Regions from separate parts of the Mus musculus genome. Here region 2 is linked to region 1. The links are chromatin loops, found by intact Hi-C in ENCODE. Cell type or tissue: left cerebral cortex. All regions are shown on one strand. Links, peaks and the distances in the headings refer to the core of each region. The heading gives the core; the rest is flanking DNA.

Region 1 (5,377 bases), core at 113-5,112:
TTCTAGTCCCCGAGGACCCCGTGCCAGGAAGGTTTGGGTTACTAGGTCACGTACTGAATGGCTCGACGAGAAAGCTGAGCCCATCACAATTCACTGATGGTTTTGTTTGTGCCTAAGTAGGCTGAGCTTTAAAAGTGAATGCTCATCTTCCTCTCTAAAATAACGGTTGCTGCACGGGGTACAGTAGAGTCATTTCCTGCAAGGTGGCCTACGTGTGAGTGTGACCCGTGCCCACTCCGCTGAGACACATGCTGTGACAAGGAGCACTGGCACAATGTCTGAGATGGCAACTTACCACGGAGCATAGAACTTGACGAAGGTTATCCCCTGTGCAATAGTGTCCTCGAAGCTCTTCTCGGTGAGTGCCAGCACAGTGCCCTTCAGGGGAGAAAGGTCAATTTAAACACACTGATTAGAGCAGAACAGGGCAGAAGATGGGATCTGGCCAGAGCAGCCTACAAATTACATGCAGGGCAGCCATATGATCTCTTGATGGACAGAGACATTGGCACAGGGACCAGGGTACCAAGTCCAAGAGCTGCCGAGGGGTTGTGGGCAGGACACTGAGACCCTTCACAGACCTTCCCACTTCCCAGACCTCTGTTCTACCCATAATCAGCCCATGGGCTTCAGGTACTGTCTACCAGGGCTCTGCAGCATGGACCAGTCCATTCTAGGCTAGGCCTATAGCTCCCAGGCTTGTAGCCCAAGATGCCTCTGTAGGTCTGCATGAGCTCACATGCTGTGTTTCTCTCCTGCCCTGCCTATCTTCAAGCATCCTCTTCTAGCCAACAGGGACCTGTTGCACGGGTGTGGTGGATGGTTTTTATTATACCCATATCAAAGGGCCTCTATGTACTCTGATGTACAAAAAACTGCATGGACCCAACTCAGGCATTTTAAACAGTTCTTCATGCCAGTGTTCAGCAGCCCCCTCAGAGGCGCTGGGGTGCATTCATCACACAATCTGGACCTCCAACAGTCGGTACACGGGATCCATGTACTGACTACAAACACTACCATCCTACATCCAGATAAGCAGCCATGTTCTCCGGGAGGCCAGATTAGAGATGGAAAACTTCGTTATAAATAGCCATGGTGTTTGATGAAAGCACTTGCAATGTGTAATTACCCTGTTAGGGATGACACACATGCTCCCCTAACGTGGGTGGTCATGTTTCTTAAACCAAAACTTAAGGAATGAGACCCTAAGCTTGAGGAGGCTTCTTGCTGCCCGGGCAGGGGCAGCTGACAGCACTGATGTATCCAATTTCCAAGTACTGAGTTTTCTTGAGTTCCAGTGTGCGTCACCCTCTCTCTACATGACGGGTATTCAGTGAGTCACTGCCCTCATCCCAGGGGACCGGCCCATGACCCCCAGTGTCCCACTGTCAAAGGACGAGCTCAGCAGTGGGAGCTGAGACAACACTGTCCCCACAGTTATACCTTGGTGTCCACAAGATGCTGGTGCCAGGGGCCTCCCTAGTCCACAGTCCAAGGATTTGCACCCATGAAATGACTAGGCAATCTGCATGGAATATACACAGATCCTCCCATAGACTTTAACTGCTACCTGTCACTCACTGTGGCCCTCCTGCCCTGGTCCTGAGTGCTGCACTGAGTGTTTGCTCCATCCTCTCTTATATACAACCTGGAAACCAGTCCCAGGCAACCAAATGTCCCACCCCCCACTTCTTACTGTGTTTGGGTATCTGCCACCATTGGCCAAAGACTCCTCCTATTGGAGTGACCTCAGAACCCGCCTCTTTTCTTGCCCCCTGCCCCACCCCCTGAACTATCCTCACTAGAGTGGGATCCTTAGGCTCCCCTCCTCCTGCCCCCGCTGCCTCACCCTTGCTTTGGGGTCTCCTTGTCATTCAGAGCCCAATGCCTCAGCAACTGCACATCATCTTCCTGAAGCTGACCTACTCCAACCTGCCAGGGCTCCACCCTCCAAGCTTCTATCCCTGGCTGCTCTTTGGCACCCCTTTACTGGACCTAGTTCCTCCCAGTGCTTTCCTGATACCCAACAGCTGATTCTCCTGACCGTATCTGGCTCCCATGCGCCCCCATCTGGCAACTTGCTCATGTCTCTTCTCTCTAGGCTGACTACCTCGTTGGTGACTACCTAATGGATGACACATTTTGCGATCCGGCTACCCCATCTTCTCCATAGCCCTTCCTGATGCATATCTCCCAAGAGCCTTTGCTACGGGGCCAAAGTGAAATGACAGCGGCCAGCTCAGGAGGGAACAGAAATGGGGCCAGGGCAGCGGAGAAGAGTCACAGCAAACTCTCACATACACATCGTTCCCAAGTAACTAGAGCAAACGGACAGACTCTGGAGGCTTGACACCAAGCATCTTCCCTCAGGGATTCTCAAGGGACACCTCTGCTGACCTTGTCCACGAGGTGCATGTAGCAGTAGACCAGAAACAATTTCACACTCAGAAGACCCCATGTGAGAAGACTCTATAGATACTCAGGTCCCTCTCCCTCCCCATTCTGACAAACACCTACCTTGTCACCCGTGGGCTCAGCAGCCATCACTGGGGCCTCTGACGGCTCAACAGTCTCCGGAGCTGCCTCTGAACCCTGCAGCTGGGACTGCACATAGTCTCTCAGTGACTCCAAGTCCCGCTTTCCCTTGTACTGATCCACCTGTCCAAGACACACGGGCTCGGTCAGCATTCTTGGTCGTATGCCATCCCACCCCATCTGTCCGGTTAGACCCCTATCAGGAGTCTCAGCGCCAGCCGTGTGTGTGTCTCTTGTGAGCAGACACTCCCACTCAGATGGGAAATTAGATTGATTTCATCACCCCCATCCCAAGCTGTACATCATCAGAGTCTAAAGTAGGGGCTAGCTGTTCATCCATTGACTTCCTTGAGAATTCTGAGATGCTAACCATGGGCAAGGCATTGAAGGAGAGGGGAGGCAGAACCCCACCAGGAGCAAAGATTAATCTCCTTCTGAGGGCTAAAAGGTCGTTCATACCGGAGCACAGGCGTCCAGGGCCTGCACAGGTGTCTAATTTCAGTGGAAACCCAAGCTTACCAAAATGCCTCAGAACAGTTTGGCAAATGCCAGTTTTGTATTTACTAGGTCTATCAGTAAAGGGAAACACACACATTCACACGCATTAAACAGTACACGTTCCTCCAACAGCCGACAGTAGCCATCTCCTGTATCTGTACACTCTCAGTAACTCAGCCACAGTGGCTAGTGGAAAGGTTATCCCCACACAGCACACAGGAGCTAAAGACCTACCTTCTTAGCCAGGTGGTGGTGACGCACGCCTTTAATCCCAGCACTTGGGAGGCAGAGGCAGGCGGATTTCCGAGTTCGAGGCCAGCCTGGTCTACGAAGTGAGTTCCAGGACAGCCAGGGCAACACAGAGAAACCCTGTCTCGAAAGACCAAAAAAAGAAAAAGAAAAAAAAAAAAAAAAAAAAAAAAGACATACCTTCTTGCCATCTCGAAACCAGAGCAGAGTTGGATAGCCTCTGACCTGATGCTCTGAGCAGACAGCGTAGTGCTGCGTGCAGTCAACCTGAAAACAGAACCACAGAGCACTCAGCTGGCTTCTCCACAGCCTTGCAAAAGGCACTATCAGACCATTTATACTTAAAAAATAAAGTTTTAATCCAGATCCCAGAGCAACCGTGGTAGCAATCTGCAAGCTTTAAGAAGACTCTGCCTAGAAGCCACCCACAAATCCACCCACGCTAATGGAACGTGGTGAGGAGATTTGTCTTGAGATGTGGGATTTATTTGAATTTAACTGAAAATGGCAGGTCTAGGAAGTCCCATCGTGTGGGAAGGAGTGTGAGGCAGGCTGCAGAGAGTAAGACACTCACCGGACACTCACCTGGGCATTTCCCAATGCTAGGAAACCTGATATCACTGGCACTTACATAGTTTCAAATCAAGGGTGGGGGGGACGACGACAGCTCAGTGACAAAGCATGTTAGCATGTGCACAGGTCCCTGTAGTTCAGTTCCTGTGCACACAGCCCGACAAACTTGAGCAAGTGGCCCGTGTTTAATAAGAGCATTCAGTAAGCGTAGCATTAGAAACTTGTCCAAGTAAGCATTTCAGTAGCTATTTATTCTGGTGGGAACTGAACCCAGGGACCTGTTCATAGGAGGCAAGCACAGCTGAGCTACATCCCCTGCCCTTTTCTTAAGATATTTTTATTTTGAGATAGAGTCCCAATGAGCTGTCCCAGCTGGCCTTGAATTTGTAATCCTCCTGCCTCAGACTCCAGAATAGCTGAGATTAGAGACCTGTACCATCAGGCCTGGCTCAGGTTACTACATGTAAAGCAAGATTCTGCTTGCCTGATATTTTTACAAGCATTATTTTTTAATTTTTTTTTTTAATCATTAAAATTGGCCAAGCGGAACTAAGCTGGCTTTCACTGTGTCAATAAAATGGGGTTTAAACTATGTTAAGCGGTAAGGCTGCAGCAAGAGCCATTAGGTGTTAAAATGAGGTCCAGGAAGCTTCCAGCTAGGTCTGTGAGGGGCACAAGCATTCTCCAGGGAGGGTCCTGTCTAAAGCAATGTCCCTCACAGCCTGTGACTGCTCATGTCTGCTTCTGCTCAGAGCCTTTACTGAATAAAGTAGAGACAAATCACCTCCCACAAAAACTCTTAATTTGAAGTAAGGATGCCAAGACGGATGCAGGACAGAAGGCAAGATGTATTTTCGCCTTGTATTTCCACACAATGTTCAACGACTGAAATAATCAGCATTATTGATCATGTCAGTCACTGTATTATCCGTCAATGGTAGACTACGACATTGAAAGCAAAACAGACAAAAGGATAGAATCCATACAACTCACGGTGAGAATAACAATGTGCCCAGCATCACCCCACCCCCAAGGGCCATGCTAAACAGCAGACTCTCATCTGCCGATACACCACCCAGCCATCCATCTTGTTTCCTTTCTGCAAAGAAGTAACTGAGGGGAGACATCTCAACCAGGGCCAGCCTGCCAGGTCTACCACCCCCAGCTTCTGCTTCTGATCGTCATACCCAGACACGAGGCACCTCTTCTGTATGCAAACAAGCCCTGCAGCACGTGGGGAAAGGAGACATTTTTCTAGAGGAATTCCATAGAGAGTGAGCGACTGGTGAGCATCACAAAGTCAATAAGATTAAAAGTAGCCAGAAGCCCAGGGGCTGCTCTAGACAGTTCCAGAAAGCCCGGGCACACAGAAGTTGTTACACATTCCTTCTGGCTTCTCTGTTTGAACAGTTGGAAGGAACTGTGGCTAGCAGTGGAAAAGAGGGTTCGCCATAAAGGGTCTGCTGTGATCCTGTGTGAGTGCAGAACCCAGGAAGGACCCTTCAGGAAAGCTATTGGC
Region 2 (5,377 bases), core at 231-5,230, 290 kb before region 1:
TGATACTTGCTGTCTACGTAGTCCTCCCTGTTCTAGACCTCACTGTGTAGACCAGACTGGCCTTGAACTCACAGAGATATTCCTGCTTTTACTCCTGAATGCTGGGATGAAAAGCTTGCACAGCCATACCCCTGTTCCTTAGCTTGAGTTTGACTCTGGTGTTGGTCATTGGCTGTGTGACTTGCATAAGTTATTGAGGTTTTTTATTTTATTTATTTCTACTTTATGTGCATGTATGTGGGCCTGAGTGTGTGTCCATTATGTATGTTTGAGTGCCCATGGAAGCCAGAAGAGGTTGCTGAATCTCACACGTTAAGGATTTGAGCTGTCTTTGGGAGAGCATCTGGGAAGTGGCTGTAATATTTCATACTCTGTCGTTCATTTTGATTTAATTATTAGGTTTAAAAATGCTTGGCTCTTCTCTGGCTCGTCTCTGGCCTCATGTCTTTGAGATCATGTTGATCCTGTATTCTTTACCGTTTTTAGGTTGCCCCTTTCTCATGGAACTATTATGCAAACTTAAGTGAACTGCACAGTGTAAGGAGTTTGTATTCCCTTAACTTTCTGTCTCCTGCCTCTGCACTTGATGACTTACCCTTCAGTGGCTTTGTCTGCATTTTACCCTGCCCTGGCTTCCATTTTATGCCATATGTCCTTTTGGTTGCTCTGGACTTTGATAGATTTTAGCACAACGTTATGCATGATAGTTACTATGCCTAGCACACTGCTGTGGGGTGTGCAGAGGTAACGGCAACAAGGTGCGAGCAGATGTTCCAGATGGTGTGAGTGCTAAAGTGTGCGGGAGCAGTGGTTTTTCTTAAAAGCTTACATTCTTGTGAGGTCTAAGATGCCGTGTCTCTGAAGAAATGGGAAGCTTAAGAAAACTCCCTCTGTTTTCCTGTGTGGTAGACCTGTGCTAGGTGGGTTGTAGGTGGGCTTCAGTGAGCTCAGATAGCGCTATCAAAAAACTGGAGCTGCATGAGATCTGGGAGCTGGAATGTGTGTGTGTGTGGTGCATACTCTACTGGCTCACACTGGGCTGCCTTGGGTTTTCTGTGGGAGACTATGAAGTGGGCAGGAAGTAGGGATGAAAGCAGCAGGCCTTGGTAAGTACAGATTTTAAAAAGTTGAGGGCCTTTTGGGGGATGGCTGGGCTTAGGAACTGCCCCGTGCTCTCTATTGTAGTGTCTTGAAGTCATGGAGACTCTAGGCCTTATTGAGGAGTTTGGCATTGTTCTGCATTTAGCTTTTGGAGGTATTGAAAGTTTCACTGAGGGAGGGAAGAACTGAAGTCAGGCCGGAACAAGAAAGGGTCTGACTGTGTAGCCCTGGCTGTCCTGTAGACCAGGCTGGCCTTGAACTCAAAGAAATCTGCCTGCCTCTCTCTCCCAAGTGCTTTGATTAAAGGTGGTGCTGCTATGCTTGGCTCTGCAGTGCCTTTCTTTGGTAATTACTTCTGCTTCCTGTACTTTAAAACCTTTTCTTGGTGGACAAGGGAGACGTGTCAGCTCTGTTTTGGTTTATCTGTTTTCCCTGTGACTAGTCTTTGCTTGATGGTGCAGTGAGATAAAAAAGAAGCTTTCACATGGTTCTTACAGGTTGGGGATTTGAACTCTGTTTGGGAGAGCATCTGGGACATAACTAACATTTTATACTCTGTCTTTCATTTTGGTTTAATTGTTAGGTTTAAGAACCATGTGCACATAACCTCATACAGGAGAGTTAGAAAGCTAAGCCCAGCAAGGAAGAACTGTGCACGTTTTTACTCGGATCACCTTCGTGGGTGCTGGGCCTTGTGGACTCAGTAATTCTGCTTACCCCTCACATTTCAGTTTGCATAGTGCCGGGTTTCAGTTTGATATTTTCATGTTCTACACCATTCTACTTTGCTCTTACTCATAAACTCCCCATTGTCTCCTGTTGCCTCGGCCTCCTTTGTGGATCCCCTCCCCCCTCAGGCTGTCCCCTCCTCCATTCCTGTTACATGTATTCCATTACTCTACCTTTTTAAATCCTCTTTCCCTTTTGTTCTCGACAACGTCTCACTGTGTAGCCCAGGGAATTCTCGATTTCCTTTAGGACTGGCATTGTAGGGAAGAGCCACCCAGCAGCTGTTTCTCCTCTCTGTACATATTTTACTCTCTATTTCATATTTTTCCTTGAATTGTTCAAGACTAGTTATCCCCAAAAAGTATGTATGTGTTTCCAGAGAATAAAGCTGTTTTCTTATGTAGTCGTGGCATAGTTCCAACTTGAAAGTTAACATTGAAATAATATTGCCATCTACCATTTCTTTATTCATCAGTGTGACAGGTGCCCTTTTTATAGTTCTTAAGTGTATGCATCTCATAGTCCATTATGTCATAGCCCTTCCTTAGGAAAATGTTGAGTGTGACAAGCAGTGATTTTTCTAATAGACTTTATTTTTAATTACATGTATATGTGTGGGTATGTGCACATGAGTGCGGGTACCAGAGGAAGGTGCCAGGAGACCAGGAGAAGACCTTAGATCCCCAATCTTAGAGTTCTAAATGATGGTGAACCACCCAACACGGATGCTGGAAACCAAACTCAGTCCGATGGGAGAGCAACAGATGCTCTTAACCACTGAGCCGTCTCTCCAGCTCCTATTTTTCTGGTTTTATGATCTTAAGTTTTACAACACCCTTTTTTAAAATTTTGATTTATTTATTTATTTTATGTATATGAGTACATTGTAGTTGTCTTCAGACACCAGAAGAGGGCATCAGATCACATTGCAGATGGCCGTGAGCCACCATGTGGTTGTTGGAATTTGAACTCAGGACCTTTGGAAGAGTAGTCAGTGCTCTTACCTGCTGAGCCGACTCTCCAGCCCTTAGAACAATTTCCTGATGTGACATTGGTTTTTCCTTCTTCCAAGGTGATCCGGGATGTGATCAAGGTGCACATGGAGGAGCTGAGCAGCCACTGGCAGGAAGAGCAGGGGAGAGCAGGAGACGCTGCTGAGAAGTACGCCAGTGTCTTTATGGAGGAAATGTTTGCTTATTCCATTTTGTGCTTATGTCAAACCCGTGCACGTTGGTAGTGTGCCTCTCGTGTGCTGTAACTGGGGACATGCATCACTGTGTGGCTTAGGGCATCTGTTTAATGCATGGCTTATGTATACTGCTAAACCACAGCATTTCCAAGACTCTGGGTAAATACTGTGATTCATTGGTGCTTGTCTTTGGTCAGTGCTCAGAATTACTGTATTTAGAGTCGTGGTGATGTGGGTCTTAGGGATGATACATGGTTATATTAGGGAACTCATTAGTTAGACAATATAGGGACTGTACGTTTGACTGCTGTCTCTGGAATATAAGATTATGCCATCGATAGGATTGGGATACTGTACTTTCAGTGGATAGTTGTGTGCAGTGGAGACCATTGGTGAGAGGAACTGATGAATGTTCCTTTCTGTGCTGCAGGAATGAAGAAAGGCGGTCAGCTTCAGTAGATTCACGGCAGTCTGGTGGAAGTTATTTGGATGTTGAAAGTTCACGACATAGAAGGGCTCGGAGTAGGAGCCCACACAAACGAAAAAGAAATAAAGATAAAAGTTCTGAGTCAAGAAGAAGAAAAGAGAGGTGAGTGTCTACCTCTGAGTTATCCAGCATTGTTGACTTTGTCTTAGAATGCTGAAGAGTAAATTATTGGAGTAAGTTAAAGAGGTGGGGGGGACCATGGAATTCTTCCCATTCACCGTGCGTCAGCTCACAGACTACTAGTGTAGGGATGCAGTCCCTAGTTCTGTATGCATGATAAAACACTGTGCCCTCTACCCTTCCTTTGTGATATTGGAAGTTGAACCTAGAGGCTCATGCATGGTAGGCAGGTGCTCTACTTCTGAGCTGTAACTTCAGCTTTTCTCTCTCTCTTCATTAATTTGTTTATTCACTTTACACCCTGATTGCAGCCCCCTTTTTGGTTCCCCCTTACGCAGCTTCTCTTCCACTCCCCTCCGTTTTCCCCTGAGACAGGGGAGGACCCCCATGGGTATCACCCCACTCAGGCACATCAAGTTACTGAAGGACCAGGTTTACCCTCACCCACTGAGTCCAGACAAGGTAGCCCAGTTAGGGGAATGGGGTCCACAGGCAGGCAACAGTCAGGGACAATCCCTGCTCCAATTGTTTGGGGACCCACATGAAGACCAAGCTCCACATCTGCACATGTGCAGGGGTTGGGGGCAGGGGAACCTAGGCCTAGGCCATGCTGGCTCTTTGGTTGGTGGTTCAGGCTTTGGGAGCCCCCAAAGACCCAGGGTAGTTGTCTCTGTTGGTCTTCTCGTGGCATCTCTATCCTATTTGGGTCCTTCAATCCTCCCCCCAAGTCTTCTACAAGGTTCCCGAAGCTCTGTCTAATGTTTGGCTATGGGTCTCTGCATCTGTTTCTTTTAGTTGCTGGGTGGAGCCTCTCAAAAGACAGTTATGCTAGGCTCCTGTCTGCAAGCATAATGGAGTATGATTAATATAGAAAATGGTTTGGTGCTTGCGCATGGAATGGGTCTCAAGTTGGGTCAATCACTGGTTGACCTTTCCCTCGGTCTCTGGTCCATCTTTGTACCTGCACATCTTGTAGGCAAGACACATTTTGGGTTTAAGGTTTTGTGGGTGGGTTGGTATCCTTATCCCTCCACTGGGAGTCCTGCCTGGCTATAGAAGATGACCTCTTCAGGCTCCATATCCCCCACTGCTATGAGTCTCAGCTAGAGTCACCCCCATAGACTCCCTGGGGCCTCTCCTCCCCATCCCAGGTCTCTGGCATATCCTAGAGATGCACCCCACAACTCCCCTGCTGATTTTGTTCTCTCTCCCCCACTCTCCATACACCTCATCTTTATATATTTTTTTAAATGTTTGAGACAGTACCTTACCATTCTGGCCTTGAACTCAGTCTGGAGCACAAGAAACTCTTGAACTTGATCCTCTTGCCTGTCAAGTTCCCTGGATTATAGACCTGTACCACCAGGTGACCAGCTTGGTGCCTCCCACCTTTCTTAAAACACTCACAAAGTAATGTCTGAGTGAGGCAGTAAATTTTACAGTATTTGTTTAGACCTGTCTTCTGTTAAAACTGCCTTCTCATGTTTCTCTCTATGCTAACTCTTCTGTTGAAGTGTGGTTAGATCAGTGACATCCCAGTTTTAACTTTGTTAGTATAGTTTGATAACTAGGAGATAATACATTAATGGTAAATGATAAATTTAAACCAATTGAGGTCTAATCTTGTATGCCAGCTACTTACTGGGGTACCTCCTGGGGTGCCACATTCACCAGGGTTCTAACTGAACTCTGTCTCTGTCCTGGTTAGTGGGGTGACCCTCCCAAATTTACCGAAGCTAGAGATCAGGTAG

The links. Hi-C counts contacts between places; a loop is a spot of excess contacts. Peaks named below come from ENCODE experiments on the same cell type or tissue, not always from the same donor. Only the 100,000 strongest peaks of a DNase experiment are listed, where the experiment ranks them.
Region 2: it touches region 1 in a loop (1.9-fold over the local background); 2 of 42 quality-filtered maps call a loop at or near these places.

What each region holds. Positions count from the first base shown.
Region 1 is chr13:38,504,429-38,509,805 of GRCm38, forward strand. It overlaps Txndc5 (thioredoxin domain containing 5), which reads right to left. Exons shown (of 10, transcript NM_145367.4): 6 at 3,466-3,552; 7 at 2,521-2,661; 8 at 296-378. Among named protein-coding and RNA genes, the nearest start is that of Gm31834, 21 kb to the right of the region's middle. In left cerebral cortex, for the core only: a CTCF peak has its summit at 2,092 (motif pointing left); DNase peaks (open chromatin) are centred at 2,069 and 3,743.
Region 2 is chr13:38,217,786-38,223,162 of GRCm38, forward strand. Snrnp48 (small nuclear ribonucleoprotein 48 (U11/U12)) reads left to right here. Exons shown (of 9, transcript NM_026382.2): 7 at 2,903-2,991; 8 at 3,450-3,608. Among named protein-coding and RNA genes, the nearest start is that of Snrnp48, 16 kb to the left of the region's middle. In left cerebral cortex, for the core only: a CTCF peak has its summit at 2,732 (motif pointing right); a DNase peak (open chromatin) is centred at 2,738.